3 separate regions of the Mus musculus genome follow, and all the other regions are linked to region 2. The links are chromatin loops, found by intact Hi-C in ENCODE. Cell type or tissue: heart. All regions are shown on one strand.

Evidence for each region. Hi-C counts contacts between places; a loop is a spot of excess contacts. Peaks named below come from ENCODE experiments on the same cell type or tissue, not always from the same donor. Only the 100,000 strongest peaks of a DNase experiment are listed, where the experiment ranks them.
Region 1: it touches region 2 in a loop (2.8-fold over the local background); 9 of 42 quality-filtered maps call a loop at or near these places.
Region 3: a loop joins it to region 2, with 2.8 times the contacts of the local background. A loop is called at or near these places in 8 of 42 quality-filtered maps.

What each region holds. Positions count from the first base shown.
Region 1 is chr7:131,360,434-131,364,433 of GRCm38, forward strand. It overlaps 2310057M21Rik (RIKEN cDNA 2310057M21 gene), which reads right to left and starts at 2,293. Exons shown (of 6, transcript NM_026655.4): 1 at 2,075-2,293; 2 at 1,300-1,503; 3 at 456-528. The coding sequence starts at 2,238. In heart, no CTCF peak of the experiment used is centred here; a DNase peak (open chromatin) is centred at 2,428; H3K4me3 peaks cover 2,281 bases; H3K27ac peaks cover 2,046 bases.
Region 2 is chr7:131,537,720-131,541,719 of GRCm38, forward strand. It overlaps a transcript of Hmx3 not described here. Among named protein-coding and RNA genes, the nearest start is that of Hmx3, 3.2 kb to the right of the region's middle. In heart, a CTCF peak has its summit at 2,416; a DNase peak (open chromatin) is centred at 2,462; H3K4me3 peaks cover 30 bases; H3K27me3 peaks cover 3,945 bases.
Region 3 is chr7:131,408,473-131,412,472 of GRCm38, forward strand. It overlaps Ikzf5 (IKAROS family zinc finger 5), which reads right to left and starts at 2,006. Exons shown (of 4, transcript NM_175115.4): 1 at 1,915-2,006. It overlaps Acadsb (acyl-Coenzyme A dehydrogenase, short/branched chain), which reads left to right and starts at 2,129. Exons shown (of 11, transcript NM_025826.4): 1 at 2,129-2,315. The coding sequence starts at 2,274. In heart, no CTCF peak of the experiment used is centred here; DNase peaks (open chromatin) are centred at 2,129 and 2,919; H3K4me3 peaks cover 2,585 bases; H3K27ac peaks cover 1,744 bases.

The sequences.
Region 1 (4,000 bases), 180 kb before region 2:
TCATATTGTTGTTCTCCCTATAGGGTTGCAGACCCCTTCAGCTCCTTGGTCCTTTCTCTAGCTCCTCCATTGGGGGCCCTGTGTTCCATACTATAGATGACTGTGAGCATCCACTTCTGTATTTGCCAGGCACTGGCAAAGCCTCACAGGAGACAGCTATATCAGGCTCCTTTCAGCAAAATCTTGCTGGCATATGTAATAGTGTCTGCTTTTGGTGGCTGATTATGGGATGGACCCCGGAAATTATCACACTTTAAAGAGATTTTCAATGTTTAAAGGATTAATAATTTTTTAGAAAAACAGTACCCCTTTACTAGCTAACTAAGCATTTCTGGACTAAACCTAGGGACCATGTTAGACTACTGTACTGCCAAACCAAGAGAAAATAAGTGTGTATAGAACAAAAACAAAAACAATTTGATCAACCTTAAATCTTAAATTTGGTGATGACTCACCTTTATTTTACAGGCATGCGTGGGAGAATCCAATTTTAGGTATTTTTTGTATAACAAGATCTTTTCATGTTCACTAAAATAAAAGAATTCATTTTTAACAGCCATTGGTTGTAAACATTAACATATACTTAAGAACAAATGATTCGGGACACTCCTTCATCTCAGAGATTCCCTTTTCCTGGTCAGGTACAGGGAGTAATGGGCTCCTGCCTGCGCTGCACCGCGTGGAGGAGCAGTACCTACCACTTGCCAGCTATATGGGGGACTGAACGAGGGAGCACATGGCATACTTTAACGCTCTATAAACACTACTATTCTTTCCAACACAGGCAGGACCTAGAGCATGCATTATGTTCAGGACAGATCTGGGCAGAACCCTGTACAAGACTGGGGGGAAAAAAAAATCACAAACTGTCCATCTTTTAATAGGTCAGTAAATAGGCTGCCGTGACAGTCTTAGTTTGATATATCAATCACAAGGAGCCTTCTAGAAGGGAAGAGAGTCAGTTTCAGAATGTCTAATGGTTGTTAAACAGATCCTGCTGAGATACGTGAGAACAAGAATGCTTACCTGGACTGCATTCTAATAAAGCTCTTCCACTAATTACCAGTGACCCGCCAACTCACTTCCAGTTAACTAGCCCGAAATCTCCATATTTTTAAGCTTGCTCATCAACCCTGCCGTTGGAAGGCTTAGTGGTCTAACCTATGTCTATTGGCATGTTTTTAACTTCTCTTCCCTAATGACTCCTGTCCTGTCAGTCTCAGAAAATCCACAAACATTACGAGCTGAGAATAAAGACACTGATTCATATGAACACTTTCATCTAGACAAGTCACAAACCTGTCATCCAGGACAGTGCAGGCAGTCTTGCCTCGACTGGTTCCACAATACTCCTCTCCTAAGTATACTTCCATGTTTCTTGCTGAACTCAGAACGCCAACCGAAAGGATTTCTTCACCCCCATTAGGGCCACAGTTCAGGTAAATGAAGCAGGGGTTTTCATCTCGGGGGCTCAGGCTGCTTTTCAGACTAACCGGATCCTGGCTGAGAAGAAAATTGAAAAAAAAAAATCACAGAGATAAGTTTTCCGAGTAGAAGCATAACCCATTAATCCTTTCAAACTCACCTCTACTTGCCATGAGAACCAAGAACCTTCCCCATCACCCACAGATACTTCTCACAGAATTAATAAGGAACAGAGGTTTGAGGCGTCAGGGCATTCATTCCCGTCCACTTTTCCTAGACCGTGGACAGCCTATTCAACTATCTAATTCATTCGCAGTCAATTAAAAGCGTTTACTGAATGTTAAAACAACCATGTGTCTTTTTCCAAGACGCCGTGGTTCTTGTTCCCCCCAAATAGAAGACTGGGGGCGTTCGCGGGTGGGGGGCGAGGAGGATTGTAACAGGAGGGCATCTTGAACACGAGTTTCCCGGCCTCTCCGGCCCAGCGCGCACCCTTTGCCCGCAGCCTCGCCCACCTCCAGGCACCACCGCTCTCCCCCATGCCGTCCCCGCGGCCTCGCTCGGCTCCCTCGCCCGTCTCGGCTCCCGTCCTCCTCCCGGCTCCTCAGCAGCGTGACTGTCACCCGACCCCGGCCCTGGCCCGGCGCACCTCGGAGCTGGCGGCTCCAGTAGCTGCTCGAAGTCCAAGTCTTGGGCACGTGGCCCAGTCCGGGTAAGAAAAAGGCTTTGGGTCAGCGCCCCGCACGCCGCATCCCAGGACGAGGTCAGCGTCGGGCCGCGGTCCAGTCCCGCGTCTTCGATCGCGGTCTCCATTCTGTCTCCTCCAACCCAGGCGGCGTCGGAACCTCTCTCGCAGAGCTTGCGTTTCCTTCAGTGCCCAGGGGAGGTGAAGGTTCAGCACAACTTCCGGTTCTTCCCCCGACCCCACCCCATCCCACTCCAACCCTTCCCATCCCGGGACCCAACCACCACACGTGCGCATGCGTGTTCGTCTCCCTTCCAGAAGTTGGTTTAAAATCTCCGCGGAAAAGAGCCAGGGGTTGGCTCGTGCGCGGAATTCCTCCGCTCCTGGGGCAGGTGCCGCGCGCATGCGCAGTGCTCTGCGCGCGGGAACCCAGGGGTTTATTTCCACGTTGGCAAAGCAGCGACGCTTTAGGGTGGGAGGTGGGGTGGCGCCTGGGCGGTGTCGGCACCCTGAGGGTGGTACCAAAGCAGATAGGTGCGGTCTCCTTGGCTCAAGCAGCCTGTAAAGCCAGCTCCCAATCCGAGGTCCTCGGAAGAGGACTCCGGGGACCCTTCCTGCGCCAGCCCGTGGAGTGAAGGCCATGCAGGCTGCTTTTGAAGCAGTGCGACCACGGCTGATCGCGTTGTTTCACTGCTCAGGTCACCTCCGTGGGCTGTAGAGTGGAGCGCGGCGCTTAGCATTGCAGAATAATGCTGAGTGGCCGAAGGCACTAAACACTGAACCCACTAAGACCCGGCTTCCGAGCCTCAGGAACCCGGTGGAGCGTGCTTGCACGTCCTAAATGACAGAATTCTCAAGGTTAAAAATGTCCAAGAGGCTCAAAGCTGCGACTTAAGGTTTCTCACTCATAACCTTGACAAAAACTGGCAATGGGCCTTGGTCCCTTCAGAAGTACATTGTACGGTCAAACTTTCTGTGGTGACAAGTGGGACTTGAAACTTTATACTCATTGGAAAGAAAGCTAGGTATCGGCTGTCGTTCCACCCCATACCCACCCCCATTATCTTCCTGAAGTGGGTTGTGTAGATAATTTAAACATCTATTGAGGCGAGGGGAGAAATTTGTTTACAGAAATGTGGAGTACCTGAATTTTAAAGTTGTGCTTGAGGCCTTATATATAATTTCTGGGGAAGTTTTGTTCAGCCATAACCTAGTTTTGTCCCAGAACTTTTTGTTCATCGCTCAGAAAAAACGTTTTGCTTTAATTTTCATTTTAGTCTGTATGTGTACCCCTGTTCAAAAAACGTGTTTATGTCATCAAGAAAAAGATGATTGAATTCTATAGACAGTCACCAGAGTGTATGTATAATGTGTTCATCAAGTTTGAAAGAGAAATCAGAGATTCAGTATAAACAAAATCTAGAAACAGTAACCTTTAATTCTAAAAGGCTCAATTTATATTTTTAAAAGAAATTCCCCACATTCTAAGTGGTCATCATTCTTGTTCTGTTTAGTATGGGGAGCCCCCTCAGAGTGCACAACCAATTGAAAGTCTTTATTCTAGGTATAGCCCCTGAGTGTCCAGAACATGGGATTTTAAGAGACCTTAAAGCGAAGGCATCTCCCTTGGCTGCTGCATCAGAGCACTACGGAGTAAGCAGTTTTAACAGAAGCTAAGATGAGCTGTTAGCCAGCCACCAAGGAGGGTTCTGAACAAATGAGCAACTTAGAAGAACAGTTAGCTGGAGGAGGTTCCGCACAAACAAGCAGTTTCAACAAAGGCTAAGATACGTTATCTTGGCCATTCTGACCTTTGGTTCCTAGAGTGGAGTTGAGTAGTTTTCCATAGGATTCTCCAGCTCAAGGAGATCAGATTCAGGGTAAACCTGA
Region 2 (4,000 bases):
GCAAACATTTAAAGTTCTTTCCCCTTCACAAGCACTCTACAGAGAGGCTGAAGAGATGCATCAGCAGTTAAAAGCACCAGCTGCCCTTCTAGAGGACCTGAGTTCAATTCCTAGCACCTGTATGGTGGCTCATAGCCATTCATAACTCCAGCTCCAGGGGAATCCGGTGTCTGCTTCTGACCTCCATGGGCACAAGCAACACATGTGGCAGACAGACATATATACCAGCAAAGCACTCATACACACAAAAATAAAATAAATCTTAAAAAGTAAGAAAAGAACTCTTAGGACAGAGCAACCTGTGCATAACTGTGTGTGGGAGACTCCTGTTTTAGAAGGAAACATTTGAAGACACCAGAAGTAGGAAGATGGAGAGGATGTAGGCAGCCTACCAGGATTAGCTAACCTAGCTTTGTCAGAGAAACCAACAAGAACAGATTTTTTTGGTCTGTGGGGTCATCTTTAATCTTAGCACGTGGGAGGCAGAGGCAAGTTGGAACTCTGTGAAATCTCATTTCAGGCCAACCAGAATGACCCAGTAAGCCCCTGTCTCGAAATAAACCACCAACAAATCAATCAATCAGTCAGTCAGTCAGTCAACCAATCAGTCAATATTTTCCAAGAGTAGAGTGGATAAGAATTTACCATAAGCATAACCAGCAGTCACTGCATGTGTCCCCAAGTGTCTTCATAGCAATGTTAGGAGGCTGGGTCCTCGGGTAAGATCTACTTCCTTTTGTTGTATAATCTTGTGCCTCAGTTTCTTCACTTTCAAGTACCGCCCACCTCTCCCTGGGATAGTGGCCAGTGTGCAGTGAGGACTCAACCAGTGACTGATGCCTAAAATTAGCTCTGCACAGTGAGTTCCCTTATTCTCAGAGAAGGGTTAGTAATTTGGCCACTCTAAGGAGTTTAGTACATATATCAAGATATTTATGTCATCAAGGACTACGTGGCTGCAGTCACTCCCTAAGAGCTATACATTCCTCAAAGTCACACTCATTAGCCAAAGCAGGGGTCTTTGGTAGTATTCTAAGTAGCCCGAGGAAAGATGAGCAGGAACTTCCTGGGAGACAGGGTCAGAGTTTTCCTGGGAATCGCAGCTCTAGGCTTTTGTCCATTTTACCTACAAATCAAAAACCTGTAACTCAGGAGTGTTGGATGGCAAATCTAAGCACCAGGAACAGGACAAACCCTAGCTATTAGTTGTGAAGGCCTCCAGCATGGATCTTGCAACTTTGGCTAAACGCTTAGCTGGTCCCTACCCTTTCTGTAAGTCTGTACACTACATCTGGGGAGGACTCATCCACTCTGGCTGCAGAAGGAAGCCCCCTGCCTTGGGTAAAGTCCTAGAGAACATGTGTACACTCCCCTTTCTTGGGGAACAATCTGCTTAGCAACTTGAGTGTGTGCAAATGCACATAAGACTTTTGCGCGTGGCAGGTGTAGGACACAATTCTAAGCATGCTTTTGCCGAGGCCCATTCTTTGGGTAGACGTTTGGTGTTGATCACTAGTATTCTCCAGGCCCCCTTTGCCCTCTTGGATACTTGTCCCAAGATACAGCAGTGTGAAGATCTGACTGTGCACAGCCTGCGTGCTGAAAATCTGTGAGGCACTCTTCAGCAGTCGTGTTCCTGGAAAAGCCTTTAGTTTTTTGTAAAAATATGTAATCAAAGACCTCAGATTATCTGAGTGTGGTTGCTCATACCTGTAGTTCCAGCATTGGGGAGGCTACATACTGACTTCTGGGTAAGCCTGGGCTACAGACCAAGATCCTATGCCAAAACCCCAAACAAGCTAGATTTTCATTAAACACTTCAAAAACTGTGTTAGCTGGAGTGTTTGGGAGGAAGTTGCCAGGGTGTCTGAAGTACTCTTGTCAAGCAGACCAATCCTTTGCAGTGTGAATTGTGACTCCACCCACCCACCCACCCATCCACCCACGCACCTATCTGTTCATCCATGTACTCGCCCACCCATCACCTAAGTCAAGAATTGAGGCATTAACACAAACCTTTACTGAAACGCCTACTCACTGGCCAAGTGTGCACTGAGTTCTCAAAAGATAAATAAGGCAACTCCTCGTCTCATACAGCAGCATCCTGAAGCTCCAGCAACTGCGGTCAGGCTCCACATGAAAAGAAAAGGCTGCAAGGAGAAAACTAAAACCTGCCTTAAAGGGAGACAGAAAGCCAGAAGAGTGAAAAGCAGGAGAGAACTCTTCCAAAGGTGGCTAGACCTGCGGGAATCTGCAGGAGACGTCCCTTGGTTTCTCTCATAACTCAGTTTTTTTGTTTTTTGTTTTTTTTAAGTGCTGTTTTCTAAGGGTGGTAGGGAATATTAGGGCCTAGGCTTTTAAATTCTTAGCATAGATTCTGTGTTTTCTTCAGGTACTTCTGTAGGCTCGAGGATGCCCCATAGAGGGCGCTGTTTGCCTGGCTTTTAAGGCAGCACGGTGCTGGCAAGTGGAGGGAACAAGACTTTCTGGAGAACAAGTAAATTGCTATCCAGGCACCCGAGCTTTTTCGAACCAGAAAGGAAAGCTCAAGTCAGTGCTTCCTGATGTTGACGTCCAGCTGGAGATGCTGACACCCAGTAAAGAGACCCTTTCCTCTAGTGAATACACACACACACACACACACACACACACACACACACATGCTCACATTAGGAAAGATACATGCTGGATCGGCCCAAGTAAGCTGCCTCTTAACTCTTCTTGGGTCCACACTTCTGGGTCTAGTCCTAGAACTGAGATCGGCCAGAAGCCGTGGACCGAATGTCTTTCACGCCTGTCTTCCTGGGACAGATATGTCTTTCAGGTCTACGGACTCATAGATGGGTTTGTTGCGGGTTTTGGTTTTGGTGTGTTTGTTTGTTTGTTTTTGTTTTGTTTTGAGACACAGTGATTGAACACACGGCCTCTCTGGGTAGGCAGAGAGTAAGGTAGCACTGACTCACAACGACCACCTTTCCGAGAAGTGGAAAGTGTTTCCTCTTTCCCTAATTTAAAAGAGTCCTTGTACATCAGAACTTTAGCAAGCGTGCACACGTCTGCAGCTTCTCCCTCACCAGACCCGCACATACCCTTGGGAGCCTCCTCAGCCTAGTGGGCCGCCAGGTTTGCTGTGCGCAAGCAGTGAGCTCCGAACCGATGTCGTCTATTCAAGAAGAACGATTTCTGCTTTGGGTGGGTGGGTGGGGGTGGCCGCTGCTTGTCCCACACTGTTTGGGCGTCTTAGGTACAGCCTCCTCTCTGGACACCTTTTCTCTATAAAATCTGAGCGTATTACCAACCCTGCTTGAGCCTCGGAGCTGTGATTGGCTCCAACTCGGATTTTAGATGATGCGCCCCTGTGCATTCCAGTAAAGCCTTATACGAAATCAAAGGAATAATAGTAACCATTTATAGAAGCGCTACTTACAAGGCAATAGTAGGGTTCGTTACCGAGGGTGGATGTCAAAACTTTAAATACGACCTTCAAGACTTGGTAGAGGCGGTTCTGGTGCCTTAGGTCTGAAAAATAAAATAAACCTACTTCTCATTTGGGGACCCAAAACTGTCCAGGCTGCGCTAGGTAAGCAAGAGGAGCTTGAATTAGGCAAGACTCAACCGAAAGATAAAGAACGGGCTGAGGCGGAGGAAGTTCAGGTGTGAAGGGATTTTCATCCAGGCTGAGAACAAATTGTCATCTTTCTCGGGCCAAGGAACTATCACCAGGGGAAAGGACCCCATGGAAATCTAGAATTGAACTGATTGTCTCTCCGGCTTCCTGCTTGACCCAGGGAGCTGTTAAGGTCGAATGAGTCCAGCTATTCCTCAGAGGCCCGCCGAGATTCTCCAGGGACTTGGAGGCCCTTGGGACATGCTGCAGGTGTCGTTGCCAGGGTCACAAACGAGAAAGGTACTCTTCTGCGCCTTCGGTTCTTGGCGCCTATATTAAAGCATTAGGCAGTTCCAAATGCCACCCTTTGGGGGGAAAGTGCTGTGTTCAGAT
Region 3 (4,000 bases), 130 kb before region 2:
ATTTACATTTCAAATGCTATCCCGAAAGTCCCCTATACCCTCCCCCCGCCCTGCCCCCCAACCCACCCACTCCTGCTTCCTGGCCCCGGCATTCCCCTGTACTGGGTTAGCCCAACTTTTTATGTGACAATTAACCCAGAGGTTAGTCAGGCCTACTGAAGTTCTTTATTGTTCAATAGCTGTGTTTACTTCTATAACCTGTTGATTATGGTCATTGAAAGATTTACTCTCCAAGAGAATTTACATTAGTAAAGGCTGACAAACGAGACTTAGTTCATACAGAGTAACATGGACCTTCAAAAAGAATTAGAACACAATTCCTGAGTTCCCGTCTGCTAAAGACTCTGAATGCATGAACACTGTGATAAGGCTCTTCTGAGAAGTCAGAAAACATAAAAAGGAAAACAGAAATGAAGCCACATCTGAAGAAATCCAAAAAAAGAATGATACAATCTAACCTGTTCACCCCAATTTAGCTCCACTTTTTACTTTCCACGGCAACACTGCTGAAATGTTGAATAATTGAAATTTACTCTGGAGATACAACAAAGGCGTCCAAAAGGCCATGGAGGGAATTTCAACTAAAATTCAAAAGCCACAAGAAGTCTGCAAAGAAAGACACGTAAGTGAAAACTTTGCTAGGGACTACAGGCTTAGTAACAAGTTAATAACATAATTTGTGTGTCATTATCATTAACTGAAAAAAAAAAAAAAAAGCAAGGGCAAGCTTGGTGGCCCACAATTACATCCTAGCCATTTGTGTTACTATCATGTTGCCACTGGTCATTTACTTTTAACAAAAAAACTTCAATGCCATTCATATATAATATGCTAATTTCAAGAGATGCCAGGCTTAATGTTGCTGAATAAGTCCAGTTGCACATAAAAGTACATTAGCTCTATCGCCAGGGAAATATATGTAACAACCACCAGGACTCAACCACGGCATATCTGAAGCCCATCTTCAGTGTCCCACAGTACAACAGTTACGGTTTCCTGGGAAACACGGGACCCTTACAGGAAAAGAACTTCAAACATCCCAGTTCCCCCGCAAGGAACTTCCAAGAAAACGTTCATCCTCAGCTGTGCTGAAGACAACATAAACTCAAGACAAAGTCTTACAAGTAGTCCAGATGTTTTAAGCAGCTGTTTTCATGCTGTGTCTTCTAAGTGTAATTTCCCTGGACCTCACAACTTCAGAAGTCTTCATGTCCGTTCTCACTCCTCTGTCCGGTTCTGACCAGCACACAAAGGAGTCATTAAAGAGGCCATGTGGTTACTGGCAGCTACCACTGACTATACTTAGGATCTACAGTTAGACAGACAGCACTTGGACGCTTAGCTGAGGAGGAGCCACATTGAGCATCCAAGAACATTCCCGACAGTCGATCGATGATGAATCGATCGGGGACAGAAATCTTGAATGAGTCGGAAGATCCTCCCCAGCCTCACCTGTTCCCAACATTGGAAAGTACAGGCAGTAGACGCCAGGTCATGAGAGAAAGAAAACTCCTTCCCAACAGCAGCCCGGGGTTAACACCCTATCCAGGATACACCGGGGTTGCTGGGGTCGACTTTGGCACCCCGAGAATGCACTACACAGGGATGCTCCCTGCGATCGCCACCTGTCAAAGCCGGAGACAGCTCCCCACCCTGAGCTCCGAGCTGCGGCCCGACGGCGCCGACTCGCTCGCGAGCCTCCGGGCGGCGCACCCAGTCACTTACGAGCCCAAGAGAGTCCCGAGTCACCACGCTGGCAGCCCACGGGGCACGCAGGACCCTCCGCTGTGGCCAAGGCGAAAGCGGTGTTAGCCGGCTAGCAATGAACCCGGCACTTTACCTTCCGCCATTCCGTCAACGTGCCCTGAGTAACCGTAGCGCCGCCGTGGAAGCTGACCGCCCCCCGTGACTCACCTCCTGACAACCGCACCGAGGAATCCCCACAGCCCTTTTCACTGCCGTCGCCGCCACCGCCACCGCCTCAGCGTTCGTCAGCGTCGCAGCTGTAGCCGCCATATTTGTTGTGTCTCCGCTCCCTTCCCGCCCGCCCCACGCCTTGCCCAAGTCTCGCGTGAGCGTGCTGCAGGGAGCAAGGAGAGAATTATGTCTCTCCTGGGGTTCCGTAGGCGGCAGTGGGCGGGGACTCAAAGGGGTGTGTGAGGGGCGGATGCTCGGAGTGGGCAGGGCCCGAGCTTGCCAGGCCGAGGGAGTCTTGCGCAAGGGTTCGTGGAAAGCCTTGCGAGCTTAACAGGGCCACCCTGCCCGAAGCGAGGATGGCGGTCTCTGCGCTCCAGCTGTGGCGTATGGGCGGGCTGGTGAGTGGGGTCGGTCGAAGCGACCGTCTCAGGAGGCCTGTGGCCACACTGATTCCTGGCGACGTCATCTTTTCCTAATGGGCTGGGGGTCTGGGAGGCTGGTGGAGGGGGCTGAGCCTGGGGCTGGGTCTCCACAGACCCTTCACCTCCGTCTGGTTTTCCTTCAGGATCCGTCCCAGCTCATGCCACATTTCCCCGGATGATGATGATGATTTTTTTGTTTTGTTTTTTGGGGTTTTTTTTGTTTTTGTTTTTGTTTTGTTTTTTTTTTTTTTCGAGACAGGGTTTCTCTGTATAGCCCTGGGTGTCCTGGAACTCACTCTGTAGAGCAGGCTGGCCTCGAACTCAGAAATCTGCCTGCCTCTGCCTCCCGAGTGCTGGGATTAAAGGCGTGCGCCACCATCACCCAACCGATAATGATGATTTTTAATGACTAAAATCTAGGCCTGCTTGTCGAGCCTATTGACACTCTCTTCCCTTCAGCAGCCCAGCTGGAAGGGACCTCTCATATTTCTGGGTCTTAACCATTCAGGGAAGGAATTTCTTAGGCTTTATCTCACTGCGGGGATCTGACCAGCTCCCTTAGATTCTGAGGAGCCCAAAAGCCCATTCTAGTCCTCTTCCTCAAACTTGGTCTGAGGCCAGCCTCTTGTCTCACCAGGATGTTTCTGGCCTCCCTTTGCTCTCTCGGATTTCCTGAGCTTGGAATTAGGACACACAGTACAGTGCAGATGACAGCATCTGTCAGAATAACAGAAGACACTCTGACCAGTCAGAGGGGGCAATGGGTTGAACCATGAGCAAACCTACGTTAGCTGGACTTGGTGCTATTTCTTCAGGTGCCTGAAAGAGACAGCTTTCCTGGAGGATGTTTCTCTACTTAGGCGATTGACGAGCCCATTTAGCTAACTTTGAAGTGAAAGGACAGTTGGGTGCCTTTGCTGTGGTTGTAGTTAGCTGGAAACCCTCCAGCTAAATAGTAATCTTAAAATTTCCTCGGGCAGATGTTAAGTCTCAAGTCTCACCCATTATTCTGGCGAGCAATCAAAATCCTGCAGTATTTATTCCCGGTTTTACAAGCTACTGATGAGAGGAAGTAGCTTGTAAACGGTGAAGCAAGTCTGCACCTCTTTGCCTCACATTGTAGATAATTAACGTTATTTTATTGTTTTACAAGCTTGGGGTGTTTAGGAAATTAATAAAGTTGTGTTAGTGTATTGTCACAAAGGATTAGAAATGGGTTCTTGTGATTATTATTTAATACTGTTTAATAATTGTTGCTTAATAATAATGTAGCCAGCAGACTTGTCTGGGTTGTTGAGTTTGGCCACCCTTTGTTTTTCTAGCCTACAAGCCCTTGGTGCTCTTCCAGCTTCCAGTCTCTCTTACTTTGCATGAACCTCTTAACAAGTAGCTATTTAACCTTGAGATGTAGCGATTTCAGACAAAGGATTAGGTGACTTTGACAAAAACTACTGCTGCTTCTCCTTGGTCGGAGATACCACGGAAGTATTTTGTTTAGATTTGTGCCTTATTGTCTTGCGTAGGTTTTGGATCTCTTTTATAAAAAATAGTATATTTTGCTGAAATTTGCCTGAAGCATGGTAGTTAATTAATTAAGTTCTGGTGCCAAACTGCTTGGATCTAGAGCCCAGGCTCTGTGGTATAACCTTAAGCGGTTGCTT